Linked DNA regions of Homo sapiens: region 2 is linked to region 1. Evidence: read pairs that join two places in POLR2A ChIA-PET (ENCODE). Cell type or tissue: B cell. All regions are shown on one strand. Links, peaks and the distances in the headings refer to the core of each region. The heading gives the core; the rest is flanking DNA.

Region 1 (2,813 bases), core at 237-2,736:
GGCTGGAGTGCAGTGGCGCGATCTCAGTTCACTGCAACCTCCGCCTCCCAGGTTCAAGCGATTCTCCTGCCTCAGTCTCCCAAGTAGCTGGGATTACAGGCACGCATCACCATGCCTGGTTAATTTTTGGTGTTTTTAGTAGGGACAGGGTTTTGCTATGTTGGCCAAGCTGGTCTCGGACTCCTGAGCTTAGGCAATCCGCCTGCCTTGGCCTCCCAAAGTGCTGAGATTACAGGCGTGAGCCACCGTGCCTGGCCAAATATATAAAGTTTAAAAATAGCTCGCTTGTGTTCATTGCCTACCACATACTGGGTATTGTGCTAGATATTTAATATGCCAGATAGCATATGCCTCATTAGCCTATGAAGTAGAGGCTTTTATTATTATTTCCACTTACATAGATGAGAAAATTGCAGCACAGATAAATTAATTTGTCTAGCGATGGAACCAAAATCTCAGTCAGGCAGTGTGACTTCAAAGCTTGTATTGATAGAAGTTCTCCAAGTGCTTTAAATATATTAACTCATTCAGACTCACCAAGCTGTGCATTTTTAGTTTATAGAGTTGATATCAGTATTAAATAGGAATATGTATGTGTATGTATTTATATATGTATGCAGATGGTCCCTGACTTAACGATGGTTCATCTTAATGATTTTTTGACTTTATAATTATTTTTTGACTTTATAATTTTTTGACTTTATATAAACCATATTTTGGGTGCCCACACGTCTATTCTGTTTTTCACTTTCAGTACACCAGTCAACAAATTACATGAGCTATTCAACACTTTACTTTAAATAGGCTTTGTGTTAGGTGATTTTTGCCCAAATATAGGCTAATGTAAGTGTTTTGAGCATGTTTAAGGTAGGTGAGGCTAAGTAAGCTGTATTTGATAGGTTAGGCGTATTAAATGTATTTTTGACTTATGATATTTTTCAAACTATGATGGGTTTACTAGGACATAATCTCATCATCAGTTGAGGAGCATCTGTATATGTATGTGTTTAGATAGATATAATTAGATATCTATATATAATAGATTCTATGCTATGGGCATTGTAAGTTCTAAATTGCTTCAGTGGCATTATTGTACATTCTTACATAAGATTGAAGAATTTTGTGATTTTGATTAATTTATATCCTTCAAAGTGACCAGGAAGGTAGAGTTTGCATGCAGAAAATTTGCATGTATATTAATTCCATAAATAATGTTTGTAGTTAAATTTTCATTTTGTTTAAACATTTTTTACAAGATAGAGTTTACTCAGTGCTGTTATTTAGCAGCTGTGTGTATGACTTCATAATTTAGGGGGCTGTCTGTTTTGTGTTCTAAGCCACGTGGCTGCTGTGGTGACTGCTTTAGAAACTTTCAGTTCCCTTTGCTGTGAAACAGGTTTCAGTGCATCGTCCCTGTGTATAAGGTCAGGTTTCTTACATGGACTCACTCTGTTTCTGTAAATTTGTCTGAGAATTTTCAAGGCAGTGCTTTCATGGCCTCTCCTCTAATTTTGTGTGTGTGTGTTTGTGTGTGTCTGTGTGTGATGATGAAAAAGTCAAAAGCCCTAAAATTAAATCAGAGTTTAATCCATGTCCCTAAACTAGATAAGCTGCTTTAGACCTTTTCCTTATCCCTTACACGTCGCTCAGTAAATACTTGCTGATTGACTTTCAAATTCAGATTACTTTTACGCTAGCATACGGTGGGCACAAAGGGTTTTTTTGTTTATTTGTTTGTTTGAGACGGAGTCTCGCTCTGTCGCCAGGCTGGAGCGCAGTGGTGCAATCTCGGCTCACTGCAACCTCCTCTTCCTGGGTTCGAGCGATTCCTCGTGCCTTAGCCTCCCAAGTAGCTGGGACTACAGACAAGCGCCACCACGCCCAGCTGATTTTTGTATTTTTAGTAAAGACGGGGTTTCACCATGTTGGCCAGGATGCTCAAACCCCTGACCTCGCGATCCGCCCGCCTCGGCCTCCCAAAGCGCTGAGATTACAGGCGTGAGCCACCGCTCCTGGCCTGGGCACAGAGTTAAAAAAAAAATACTGGTAACAGAAAACTTGTTGGCGTGTTTCAGTTTTCAGAGTCTTCTATAAGGTCTTATACCAGCCGAGAAGCAGCAGAACCATCTGTCCGTGTACCGAGGACGGATCTCAGCAGCTCTCTGTTCAGTGGCTCCTGCCTTTGTAGTGGATTCCCTTGCTGTGCTGTAATTAAGTCAGCCGGCAGGAGTTCCTGTTTTGAGGGGGCCTCTCCCGGCTGGAGAAGTACCACTGCCTTTGTGTTACCTGCCATGTTATTGTGGAGTGGATAATTTTTTTTTCCTGCATGGGTCTTGGTTTAACAGCAGGATCCTCTGGGCTTCTTCCAAGAAGCACCACATTTCCCTGAAAATAAATGGCAGATGAATTATTTCTTGAGATTATGAAAATCTGTTAGATGAAAGCTTGCCTTTTTCTCATGTTCAAAACAATGCTAAATGCTTATAATTATACTCCCAATGAATTACTTCTTTCACTGGCTTCCTTTGCTCTGGCAAAGGTGGATTTTTTTTCCATGGCAGAGAAATTTTATAAAAAATGTAATATTTTAGAAAATGCCTAAATGTCAAGAATACAACATCTTGTTTGTTGTTGTTGTTGTTGTTTTGTTTGTTTTTTGATACGGAGTCTCGCTCTGTCGCCCAGGCTGGAGTGCAGTGGCGCAATCTCAGCTCAATGCAACCCCGCCTCCCGGGTTCAAGCAATTCGCTGCCTCAGCCTCCCGAGTAGCCTCCATTGAAGGAAGTGCCATAGTGTGGGAGGATCTTTTTATT
Region 2 (2,813 bases), core at 137-2,636, 740 kb before region 1:
TGTCCTTTTGCCAAAGGATGACCAGGTTTGGGCAGAAAACATTTTACAGTAGGGAGGAGAACCACCGCGGGGAAAACATTTATTTGAATATTTCCTGCTTGCTAGAATCTGTGCTAGACCCTGAAAATAGTAGGAGAAGACCTAGAAAGCCCCAAAGCACATCATTACAAGTGAAAAATAGAGCTTAACAATGAAAATGCAAAACAAATTAGTATATAAGCTGCTTAAGACAACTTTAGACATATAATCACAAAAATGATCCTGCACGCTTTGAGTGTTCCTCTATTTTATTTGATTCAAGGAAAAATGAAAAAGCCAGACAGAATCATCTGTAAAACTACACGTGATACATTCTTCTAGGAAAGGTATTAGCTGAACCTACCTCAAAGGTCATTTCGAGGAGGTTTTTGGGAATCTGCATTACTCCTGTGTCTCCCAGCTCTCCTGATACACAGATCCAAGGGTTTGATGTGATTATTGCATTGCTCAGCTTTTTGATTGGGATGATCACTGACCTATACGGAATCACTGAAAGAAAAATGCAGAAATTAATTAAAAAGCGGGAATAAAATTCTCCTTATAACAAAACATATATTAAGAACTCTTGTTGGTTTTCATTGATAATTTGCTTTTTATGAGCTATCAAGATGTACTTATACGAAAAGTTGAGATCATAACCTTTCAGTCTAGAAAGATGAGATCTAGTTTGCAAACCAGAAGTCTCAATACTCGTAGCAGTGGTTTTCACAGCATGTATATCATCATGTATGTATGATGCATATATCAACATTAAACGTATGAACAATCTCAAGCATTAGCACGAGAATACCTAAAGATGTGAACACTGACTGTGTATATTGTGTTTTCATTGCTTAAATTTTCTTAAAAATTAATTTTGTAACAAAATTGAATAGAAATGAACATGATTACTGATATGGTTTTATATAAAAAGAGGGGTGGATGACTTCTTGGACAGTATTGAGTTTCTTGGGCAATGCTTTAAAGCACTGCATTTCAGAACTTTCCTGTCCCAAGTTTACAGAACAATATGCAAAAACCACAAATAATAAACAATGGAACCTCCACTCTGGACATATCGTGAAGTCTATAAACCACAACTTTGAAAGCTATTAAGGTGACTCACACGCAAGAGGAGCCCAGGGAGGCTCTTCCACAGACAGACCACTAGATGTCACTGCCCTATCACTGTCCTTTGCTCAAATGTGGAAGCACGAGAGGTTAGATGTTATGCATGTCCTCCCTTCTTTTTTTTTCTTTTTTTTTTTTGCCAACATGGCAAAACCCCGTCTCTACTAACAGTACAAAAATTAGCCGGGTGTGGTGGCAGGCGCCTGAAATCCCAGCTACTTGGGAAGCTCAGGCAGGAGAATCACTTGAACCCGGGAGGCAGAGGTTGCAGTGAGCTGAGATTGCACCACTGCATTCCAGCCTGGGCAACAGAGTGAGACTCTGCCTCAGAAAAAAAAAAGAAAGAAAAAAGAAAACGGCTGGATGTGGTGGCCTGTAATCCTAGCACTTTGGGAGGCCGAGGTGGGTGGATCACAAGGTCAGGAGCTTGAGACCAGGCTGACCAACACGGTGAAACCCCGTCTCTACTAAAAATACAAAAATTAGCCAGGTGTGGTGGCACACACCTGTAATCCCAGCTACTCAGGAGGCTGAGGCAGGAGAATCGCTTGAACCCGGGAGGCAGAGGTTGCAGCGAGCCGAGATTGTGCCATTGCACTCCAGCCTGGGCAACAGGAGTGAAACTCCATCTCCAAAAAAAAAAAAAAAAAAAAAAAAAAAGTGCAGACAGGGCCAGGCACGGGGGCTCATGTCTGTAATCCTACCTAGCACCTTGGAAGGCTGAGGTGGGCAGATCACTTGCGCTCAGGAGTTCATGACCAGCCTGGGCAACAAAGTGAGACCTTGTCTCTATACAAAATAAAAAACATAATTAGCCAGGTCTGGTGGTACACACTTGTAGTCCCAGCTACTCAGGAGGATGAGGAGGGGGGATCCCTTGAGCCAGGGAGGTCAAGGATGCAGTGAACTCTGATCCCACCACTGCACTCCAGCCTGGGCAACACAGCGAGACCCTATCTCAAAACAAAAAGGGGGCAGATGGTTTAAGCACATAAGCATTTTTGTCCATCACAGCCATACATTTCTGGTTTTTTGTTTGTTGGTTTTCTAGAGACAGGATGTAGCTCTGTCGCCCAGTCTGAAGTGCAGCAGCCCAATCAGTGTTCACTGCAGCCCTGATCTCTGGGGCTCAAGCAATCCTCCCATCTCAGCCTCCCCAGCAGTTGGGACTACAGGTGCACGCTACCACACCTGGCTAACTTTATTTATTTAGAGTTTCACTCTTGTCGCTCAGGCTGGAGTGTAGTGGCACATTCTTGGCTCACTGCAACCTCTGCCTCCTGGATTCAAGTGATTCTCCAGCCTCGGCCTCCCAAGTAGCTGGGATTACAGGCGTCTGCCACCTCGCCCAGCTAATTTTTGTACTTTTAGTAGAGAAGGGGTTTTGACATATTGGCCAGGCTGGTCTCGAACTCCTGAACTCAGGTGATCCACCGGCCTCAACCTCCCAAAGTGTTGGGATTCCAGGCATAAGCCACCGCGTCCGACCTCTAGCTTTTTTTTTTTTTTTTTGAGACAGAGTTTTGCTCTTGTGGCCCAGGCTGGAGTGCAATGGCATGATCTCGGCTCACTGCAACCTCTGCCTCCCGGGCTCAAGCGATTCTCCTGCCTCAGCCTCCTGAGTAGCTGGGATTACAACTGCACACCACCACGGCCAGCTATTT

Evidence for each region. Peaks named below come from ENCODE experiments on the same cell type or tissue, not always from the same donor. Only the 100,000 strongest peaks of a DNase experiment are listed, where the experiment ranks them.
Region 2: POLR2A ChIA-PET joins it to region 1 with 12 read pairs; 3 of 35 experiments call an interaction of 5 or more read pairs at or near these places.

The regions. Positions count from the first base shown.
Region 1 is chr12:32,137,842-32,140,654 of GRCh38, forward strand. All of the region lies in intron 1 of BICD1 (BICD cargo adaptor 1), which reads left to right. Among named protein-coding and RNA genes, the nearest start is that of BICD1-AS1, 32 kb to the left of the region's middle. RefSeq lists an enhancer at 2,105-2,154. In B cell, for the core only: a CTCF peak has its summit at 2,435; DNase peaks (open chromatin) are centred at 1,390 and 2,150; H3K4me3 peaks cover 1,546 bases; H3K27ac peaks cover 2,289 bases.
Region 2 is chr12:31,402,116-31,404,928 of GRCh38, forward strand. It overlaps DENND5B (DENN domain containing 5B), which reads right to left. Exons shown (of 21, transcript NM_144973.4): 15 at 383-528. Among named protein-coding and RNA genes, the nearest start is that of LINC02387, 34 kb to the left of the region's middle. In B cell, for the core only: a CTCF peak has its summit at 1,203 (motif pointing right); a DNase peak (open chromatin) is centred at 1,196.